Regions from separate parts of the Homo sapiens genome. Here region 1 is linked to region 2. A link is a contact called in ENCODE Hi-C or POLR2A ChIA-PET data. All regions are on one chromosome and are shown on one strand. Each heading gives the region's core, a stretch centred on a gene start or an enhancer-like site at or near the end of the contact. The rest is flanking DNA. Distances are from core to core; before and after follow the strand shown.

What was found. A loop is a pair of places that touch in the nucleus more often than their neighbours do. ChIA-PET counts read pairs that join two places held with the same protein, here RNA polymerase II (POLR2A). Pooled maps may share reads with other maps.
Region 1: a loop to region 2 is called in a pooled map, with 9 times the contacts of the local background. The contact joins the promoter of NDUFA10 here to the enhancer-like site in region 2. A Hi-C loop is called at or near these places in 7 of 50 pooled maps. POLR2A ChIA-PET finds 5 or more read pairs at or near these places in 3 of 52 experiments (AG04449, HepG2 and WTC11).

Annotation. Positions count from the first base shown.
Region 1 is chr2:240,023,016-240,027,898 of GRCh38, forward strand. NDUFA10 (NADH:ubiquinone oxidoreductase subunit A10) reads right to left here and starts at 2,327. Exons shown (of 10, transcript NM_004544.4): 1 at 2,212-2,327. The coding sequence starts at 2,286. RefSeq lists a silencer at 2,254-2,513 and an enhancer at 2,322-3,151.
Region 2 is chr2:240,229,887-240,234,613 of GRCh38, forward strand. No RefSeq gene overlaps it. Among named protein-coding and RNA genes, the nearest start is that of OTOS, 92 kb to the left of the region's middle. RefSeq lists silencers at 3,268-3,477, 3,828-3,877 and an enhancer at 3,820-4,361. Within about 2 kb of position 3,210, at least 20 of the 41 ENCODE cell types and tissues checked have a DNase peak (open chromatin) inside an H3K27ac peak, as active enhancers do.

The DNA of each region.
Region 1 (4,883 bases), core at 1,077-3,576, 210 kb before region 2:
GACACTGCATCGCCTCCCTATGCCATGTGCTGACTCTGTCGGCACCCTCACACCTCTCATCTACAAGGCAAAGACCTGCTTCAATGCCTGTCTCCAGCAGCCCAATTTACTCTCCACACTAAAGTGGGAACATTCCTTCCAAAAAAAGAAAAGAAACATAACCAAAAGTAAAACAAACTGAAGAAGTTCAACAGATATGATGGGGTAATAACCTTACTATATACAGAAATTGTACAGAACAATAAGAAAACAAAGAATAAAAACACACAGCTTATTTTAAAATTATAAAATATAGCCAAAAACCACATGAAAAAGTGGTCAACCTTGCTACAAAAAAACAAAAGACTATTAACAAGGAAACATTAGTTTTTCATGTGTCAAAATGAGAAATAATTTAAAAAATGATTACAGAGTTAGGACAAGACAATGAGTACCATCCTAAACTGCTAATGGTAATGAAACCTAGAGGACGCTGGGTCTACAGCATTAGGAATCCATTCAAAGAGTATATACATAAGATTGACCTATAAGGATGCTCAATGAAGTATGATGTAACACCAAAAATGCAAATAGAAACCCTTAAATGTCCAACAACGGAGGAATAGTTAAACAAAATTAAGGCATATCCATATTATGGAATACTAAGTACTCAGAAAAACACAAAAATATTAAAATACTTTATAGTGAAATTTAAATAAAACAGGAGAATATGAAATATCAAGATATTTTTCGATCTTGATTTGATAACTGAAGAGTAAGGAAGAAACAAGTTACAAAACAAGGCAAAGCAGACAACCCAATTTAAAAATGGGCAAAAGATGTAAACACCTCTCGCAAATGAAATTAACGCAGATAGCAAATAAGTATATGAAAAGATGAACACTGTATATCATGAGATATTCCAAAGTTGAAACAAGATACCACTACGCAGCTATCAGAATGGATAGCAATCCAAAGTAACCGACAGCCCCGCATGCTGGCGAGCACGCAGAGCAACAAGGAGAGCCTTCACTTCTGGTGGGAGTCAAATGGCACAGTCACTCTGGAAGATGGCTTGGCAGCTTCTTAGAAAACTAGTCTTACTACATGAGTAATCGCTCTTCCAGGTATTACCCAAATGATATAAAAATGTATTTCCAAAAAGAAATCTGCATGTACACGATTACAGCAGCTTTATTCATAATTGCCAAAAACTTGAAGCAACCAAGATGCCCTTCAATTGCTGAATGAATTGAAGTACATCCATGCAATGAGATATTACTCAGTGATTAAAAAGAAATGAGTTACCAAGCCACGAAGACATAAGTGAATCTTACATAGATATTTCCAAGTATTCAAGGCGTCTGAAAAGGCAATATATTGTATGATTCTAATTATATGACATTCCAGAAAAGGCAACTATGGAAATGTTAATGAGATCTGTGGTTGTCAGGGGTTGGAGAAAAAGAAGGGTTTAATAGGTAAAGCAGAGGGGAATTTTTTAAGGCAGTGAAGCTACTCTGTACGAACCTATAATGGTGGAGACATGCTATTACACACGTGTCAAAACCTATAGAACCTTATAGCACAAAGAAAAAATCCATAGAACCTTATAGCACAAAGAATGCGCTCAATGTATGCACATTTTAAAAAACGCATTAGGTAGAAGGATCCCAAGATGTAAGGCAGAATGTGACAAAGCAATCCAACTGTGTTACAAATGTATGAAACGATTTCACTGAAGAAGGTGGGGGCAAAATGCTAAGAAATGAGAGTAGTCAGTCAGAGTAAAGGCAAAAGGAAGCGGACACAAGCACTGAACTCCGTGTCTGCTCAACATGGCATCACCCAAGCACCCAGCAGGGCCCGACCTTTAAACGGCTCTTGACAGGGCTGCTACGTGAATTATCTAATGACAAGCGCGTGTGCCCCCGGCCTGCCACCTGCACACGGGCCTCCCGCATCAGGGCAGCCTCGGGGCCCTGATCACCTCCGCGCTCCAGCGTTTTGCTTAAAGCTGAGATAAAATGGCCTGGAGAAGCTCGTGGCCCCCTGAGGTCTGTCCACGACCAAAGACCAAACAATTCCGGAGGCAGGAGGGGTCCCCCAAACCCACCCGGAGAGCGACCTGGGAGCCGCCGCCAGAGGCCGGGGGAGATGTGGAACTGCTCCCCACCCCGCCACCCCGCCACCCTGCCACCCCGCCACCCTGCCACCCCGCCGCCCGCTCACCACGCGCTGGGCGCCCGCCGCCACGACCCGGGCGGACGCGGACGTCGCTGCCAGCTTCAGGAGCCGCAAGGCCATGGCTACCCGGTCAGCTCAGGATCAAGGACCCAAGGGGACGCGGTCGCGACGGGGCCCTCTCTCGCGGCCGGCGCGCTGCCGTGACGTCACGGCCGGGGTGCCCGCGGCGCCTGTCGGGAACCTTCCAGGGGGCGGGGCCGCGCCGAGGCCCTCGGGGGCTTCCGCGGAGACAGCCAGTGCGCTGCCAGGGTCCTGCGGGTTGGGGCGAGGGCCGAGAGGTGGGAGTTGGAGGTGAACGTGGGGGCAGCATGCTGGCTGCCCGGCCCCTGCCTGGGTTCTGAGTTGCTGCGGTGTCGCGGGAGCTGAGGCCGCCCAGGGCGTGGAGCGACTTCTGCGTCTCGTCCCAGGGTCCTGTGCTCCCCGCAGAATCCCCCAGGCGCGGTGTGGACGTCAAAGCGACCTCCTAGAGAACATTCCTAGCTCTCAGAACGTTCTCGCTGGGGAGGGAAAGTGGAAAAAGAGGGGGCGAGGAGCGGAGGGACGGGGTGGGACCCCTGTCGCGGGGCGCCTGTCAGGGAGAGGGACCTGGCAAGGCCGGCCTGGGTCGCCTCCGGAGCTGAAGGCTAAGTGGTCTCATCCAGGGGACCTGCTGTGAACACATTGAATAGCATAGAAAACAAAAGCACACGCTCCAAGTCCATCTCTTTTTTTTTTTTTTTTTTTTTTTTTTTTTTTTTTTTTTTTTGAGGCAGAGTCCCGCTCTGTCGCCCAGGCTGGAGTGCGGTGGCGCCATCGCGCTCACTGCAAGCTCCGCCTCCCTGGTTCACGCCATTCTCCTGCCTCAGCCTCCCGAGTAGCTGGGACTACAGGCGCCCGCCGCCACACCCGGCTAATTTTTTGTATTTTTAGTAGAGACGGGGTTTCACCATGTTAGCCAGGATGGTCTCGATCTCCTGACCTCGTGATCCACCCGCCTCGGCCTCCCAAAGTGCTAGGATTACAGGCGTGAGCCACCGCGCCGGCAAGTCCATCTCTTAAAATGTGCTCCCGTCAGGACCTGGGCTCTGGGCTCCACGAAGGAGCCTTGCATGTGAGGTTTCCTTCCAAGTATGCCTGCTGTTGGGAAGGGTTTTTATAATCTTTTGTGTTCCCCAGGCTTTTTGTTCTTAACCCCTTAAATATTCTTTAACTTTGTTTTCAACTTTTCAGAAATGATCATGCGATTGTAAAACAGTGGGAATGCAGCTGTGTAAACTACGGCCGGTTCTATGGATGTTTCTATAATTGAAGAATTGCTTTTTGTCAAAAATACGGATTCCCGGTCCCCAACGCAGGAGGGTCTGGTTTTTAGATCCTGGAGGGCACCTGAAATCCATTTAACAAGCTTTAGGGTTCATGTCTGCTGTTTTTTGCCTTGTTTCCTTTGCATTTTTTTTTTTTTTTTTTTTTTGTGCCTTCCAATGGATACAGTACATTTTTTTAGAATTCCATCTTGATTTACTGATAATGTCTTGGGAAATATCATTATGTATAGTTTTCGTAGTGGTTCCTCTAGGTATCACAGCACGCAGACGTAACTTCTCACAACCTGTTTGCGTGGATGTTTTGTTGTACCTGAGCGAGTTAGAAAAACACCACCTTTGAGACGAATTAAGAGTCCTTTATTAGCTGGCGACCGAGAGACGGCTAACGCTCAAAATTCTCTCAGCCCCGAGGAAGGGGCTTGATTAACTTTTATACCTTGGTTTAGGAAGGGGGGGGGGTCTAGTTAAAACAATTTTACAGAAGTAAAGTAGTCAAAAAGTTAAAAGGGTAAATGGTTACAGGAAAGTAAACAGTTCAAGGTGCAGGGGCTTTAAGACTATTACAAGATGATAGACCCGGGGCTTTGGGCGTTATCAATCGGACAAATTCCTGGGAACTGCGGATGTAGCTTGCCACAGTATCTTACCAGTTAATTGCATTCTTGGATGTGGTGGGAGTCAGCCTGCACAAGTTAAGTCCTTGAGAAAGGGGCTGCCAGTGAAAGAGCCAAGATGGAGTCTGTCTGGCTCTCTTAGCTAAGGGAGAGTCAATTCAGGTGGAAACAGGGCTAGGTGATTAAAGGAAAAGGGAGAGTCTGAAAACAGTTAGTAAAAACCAGGTTGGGCATTACAGTTTTACTGGTTCAAGGGAAGTATTACTATATACTTCCCCGTCCCTCCGCTTCTCGCCCCCCTTTTTCCGTTTTCCCTCCCCAGCTAGAACGTTCTGAGAGCTAGGAATGTTCTCTAGGAGGTCGCTTTGACGTCCACACTATATTAGACAGCATGAAAATAACTTCAGACCCCAATAGACCAATATCTCTCGTGAACTTAGACACAAAAATCCTTAACGAAATGTTAGCAAATTGAATCCAACACTATATGAAATGAATCATACACCACAACCCAAGGTGGTTTATTCAGAAGATGCAAGGCTAATCTGGTATTTGAAAATCAACCAATGTAATACACCTTACCAGCAGGTGAAAGACGAAATCTATGACCAGATTGCCTGATGCAGTTTTCTGCATCACTTGACAAAATTAAATACTCATTTATGATAAAAACAAAAACTGCTCTCAGCAAATAAGGACTAAAGGGGAGCTGCTTCAGCTTGATAAAGCACATGCGTGA
Region 2 (4,727 bases), core at 1,960-4,459:
CTTTTCCTCTCTATCTTTCCATCTCTATCTGAAATGCATGCTTCCTCAACTCCTTAGCAGTGAGGGTGCAGGCATGGGACATTGATTCTCCAGAATATTGCACCTGCCCATTTCTTGGATGCCAACGTGGGAAGTATCGGTGGCAGCTGCAGGTGGAGAGGCTGGGCCCTGTGACAACCTGACAGTAGAGGTGTGGCTTGTCACCAGTCTCAAAGGTACCAGTGCTAATGGCAAGGATGACAACAGGATGCCACTGCAATGGTTGGGTCGGATATTTTTTCAGACAAACATTTGGAATGATAAAGAATGGACTGTTCCCAGGGGACTTGAGGGGAAAATTGGCAAGGGTGTTGAAGACGATGGGGAAAGAGGCTGGGCTGCAAGAAAGCCATGGTGGAAGGGAACAGTCAGAAGACGCAGCCAGAGAACAGCGAGGCTGGGGGTCCCAGCAGAGGGGAGAGGTGCCTCAGCGATGGTCCAGGGAGGGAGAGCAGAAATGACAGAACAGTGAGTGTTGCTGGAGCGGAGGGGTCCGGCTGGTGTGCTGAGAGTTCCCAGGGAGAGCACCACCCTCTTTCAGAATGACAGGAGGAGTCAGATACAGAGGAAGACTAGGAGGGTCAGGATGTCTCTCAGGGTCTCAGGAGGGAAAGTGACACACAGATTGGAGGGGGAAGTGTGTCTTAGCAGATGGCCCTAGCTGCAAGGAAACAGCTGGCTTCATTCAACTGTGAAGAAGTGAAGAAGGGAAGGGGCCTGGGGGCAGGGAAGGTCTTCCCCATTCTGAATTCTGTGGAGTGAAAAACGGGCTTCGGTATAGCAGGAGCAGGGGATGAACTGCAGGGAAGGCAGTGTGTTTTCCACCGAAACTGCATCCCTGGGACATCCAGGGCTGCATGGAAGGAAGCCAAGCAGTAGGCCCAGCTCTGCTGGGGGTCCAGGGACTGGCTAAGGGGTCAGCAGATCTTCCACCAGGGGGAAGGGCAGGGGTGTCCACCAAAGGAACTGGCCCCAACTGGGTTGGCTGGACCTCCACGGAAACCTCCCTGGCTCTGACGCTAGAAAAGCTTTTAGTAAAAATAGACACCTACTACTTACTGGAAGAATAAAAGTCACGGTGCAGAGAGACTATGTTTTAATATGATGAATATCCCTTAACATAACACCCCACATTATACCTAACAGTGAACTCCAGGGAAATGGCCCTTAAAAATCAGAAATTAAAAACAGGTGTTTGCCAACTGCATTAAGATTGAACAGGCTGGGCCGGGCGCGGTGGCTCACACCTGTTATCCCAGCACTTTGGGAGGCCAAGGTGGGCGGATCACAAGGTCAGGAGATCGAGACCATCCTGGCCAACATGATGAAACCTCGTCTCTACTAAAAATATAAAAAATTAGCCGGGCTTGGTGGCAGGTGCCTGTAGTCCCAGCTACTCAGGAGGCTGAGGCAGGAGGATGGCATGAACCCAGGAGGCGGAGCTTGCAGTGAGCCGAGATCGTGCCATTGCACTCCAGCCTGGGCGACAAAGCGAGACTCTATCTCAAAAAACAACAACAACAACAAAAAGATTTAACAGGCCGGAGGATGTCGATGCCATGAGTCATGAACCCATCCTGCCTCTCACCCTGGCAACTGGCAACGGGACCTCCAAAAGCAGGAGGTAATGGCTTTGGCACCCAGAAACGCACAAGACAGAGAGCTATGGTTTCCCCAGTGTCTGGTCCTTGGAGGCTCCATGTGACCTAATTACACGCTGCCTTCCAAGCCTGATTGAGAGCAGAGGTGGTCAGGATGCTCAAAGCCCCTCCCAGACATTCTGTCCAGCCAGCAGCAGACCCACCAGTCCCCGCTCACCTATGCAGATGAGTGGCACTGTGCCACTTGCTCAGATGGAGCAGTCAGTAAGTAGCCAAGGGCATCTGGGTTGCAGACCTCAGTTTGAAAAAAAAAGGGAAGCAGGCGTTCGTCCAACATCACCCAGTACTGAAGACGCACCTTCCCTGTGCCAGGCATGGCCCTGGAGCTGAGCACGTCACTGACCAAAACAGACCAACAGTACCACCCTGGAGGGACTCATCTGTCTCCCAGGGAGTCGGCTTTGTTGGGGCCAGGAACCAGCCACCTTTGGGACCCTCCAGTGGCCAAGCCTGGAACCCTCTCTCAGGTGCCACCTGCCTGGGGACTGCGCAACAGTGCTGAGTGAAGGTGAAGCTTGGGAAGCCTCTCCCACAGGTGAGGCTATGTTGTTCTGCAAATCTACAAAGACAGATGACCAGGAGGGACCGCGGCAGGCAGCGCCTTCAGGCTGGGCGCAGACCCTTGAGTGTGAGCAGCAAGGAATCGACGGGAACAGACTGGGAGAAGGGCCCTGCACGCCCGCAGCTCTGCCCTGCACCTTCTGTTCAGAGATCACTTCTCATCAGGAGGCTGCGAAGGGAACTGGTGCTCCAGCTAAGGGTGGTCCCACAGGGTGACCTTGTCTGTCCTGAAACGGAAGCTGTTGTACTAGACTGGGTGCCACAGAATTTAACGTATACCCAATGGCCATACCCAGGCCTGCAGGTTTATGTCCCCGTGACTTTCAATATGCCCAGCTTGTCCTAGCTGCTTCACTAGGAAGTCCTGAGCCTCCGACAGGACACTTTCTGGGAGAATCACAGAGGCGTGTCTCTAGCGAGCGGCTTCCACTCTTTCTTCCAGACAGCCCGATTTCCCCACATGCACCTGGGCCTTGAGAACAGTCCCTGGAGGAGCATCCGACACTAGCAGGCCCAGGAGAACCACATCAGTCCCTCTCTTTGGGCAGCAGCCCTCCCCCTGCTGGGCTGGACTTCGCCCTCGTGGCACAGCGGGCAATTCTGAGCCAAAGCCAAAATGCCAGCTCCCAGCCTCCTAGGAAGGACGGGTCTGTGCGGAAGGCTCTGCGGCCGGCTCTGCCCCCAGGGCTCCCAGCAGCGGGCTCCCGAGGCCTGGCTTCTCCCGGAGGAGACCCCAGCTTCTCCAGCGTTCTTACATTTCTGTATTTCAGACCCAAATAGACCTTGTTCCAGGTTCTCAATGTCCTCCCCAGGGTGGGGCTGGTGGAGGCCTCCAGGTCCTGGGGTGTGTGTGGGCTGCTGGAGGGCAGGCCCGAGACCCAAAGGCGCGTCTCCCTCACCCGCCTCGCCGACACCAGGGGGCGCTGGAGCTCAGCAAAGGGCCCGGAGGCCGCTCTGAAACTCAGGCCTTAAAATACAGGCAGGATCAGCCTTTGGAGCCCTCCCTGCCGGCCGGGCCTGCCCGGCGCCCAGTCAGCGTGCTGCCGGGCCTGTGCCCCTGACGGACCTGGCACAAGGGGGCACCCAGGGGTCTGCAGCCGGATGATGCGAGCTCAGGCCTCCCCCACCTGGGGTGAGACGCCCCCATCCCATCAGCGCACCCCTGCAGCAGGGAAGCATAAGCCTGGCTGCGGCCCCGCCCACAGCACCTCTCTGGTCCAGCCCCGCCCACAGCACCTCCACCTCCAGCCCCGCCCACAGCACCTCCCCTCTCCAGCCCCACCCACGGCGCCTCCCTTCTCCGGCCCCGCCCACAGCACCTCCCCCACTTCAACCCCACCCACAGCACCTCCCTCCTCCCCGGCTGCAGCTCTCCCCTCAAGCCCCGCCCACAGCCCCACAGCACCTCCCCACAGCCCTGCCCACAACACCTCCCCCTCCAGCCCCACCCACAGCACCTCCACCTCAGACCCCGCCCACAGCACCTCCCGCCTCCAGCCCTGCCCATAATACCCCCCTCCTCTGACCCCGCCCACAGTGTCTCCCCCCTCTGGCCCACCCACAGTGCCTCCCCCTCCAGCTCCTCCCACAGCACTCCCTCCTCCGACCCTGCCCACAGCATCTACCCCTCCAACCCCGCCCACAGCACCTCCCTCCTCCGGCCCTGCCCACAGTGCCTCGCCCCTCCCGCCCCATCCACAGTGCCTCTTTCCTCTGGCCCCGCCCACAGCACCCTGATCCTCCAGCCCCACCCACAGTCCCCCCCTCCAACTCCGTGGCTGCAGCCCCGCCCTCAGCACCTCCCTCCTCGGGGGGTGCCGCAGGACCTGGGACGCACCTGATGTTTCTGGGGGGGAAGGGGCACCCTTCTGCAGTTTGCATTGGTCACCTTAACAGCGGGGCACTGTGGTCACAGATCAAGTCCTAAAGGAAAGTAAACCTCTGTTCAGTGGCCAGGGAGGAAACAGGTTGTGAGAAATAACGGAACATTCTTCAGACAGGACAACAATTCGGAGTCTTACACCATCCCAGGTTTTTTGACACGAGGGCTGTCCCCGCGTTGCTCTCCCTGGGCCTGTGGCACCCACTTGCTGGCTAAGGTTAGGACCCACCCTGGGGCGCCTGCCCAGCGGTGACTGTGTCCACAGCACTCTGGGTGGCACCTGCCCAGCTACTTCTGGTTGTGCCCTGGTCACACAGGCATGGTTGGGGCAGAGTGTGGCAGGTGCTGCCTGCACCAGAGCTCCCCATGTGCCAGGCTTGGTGCCCACGTGTGCTGGTGATGCTCTCACCTGGTCCTCAGTGCAGTGGAATGCGGGACACACTGTCACAGCCTCAATTTACAGCTGGGGAAGCTGAACCCCAGAGGAGTTTGGTGACCTATCCAAAGTCACACCGTCTGGAAGTGGCTGAGCCATCATCTACCAATGCCTGTGAGCTTGAGCTCACGTCTCCAAGAGGGTGCAA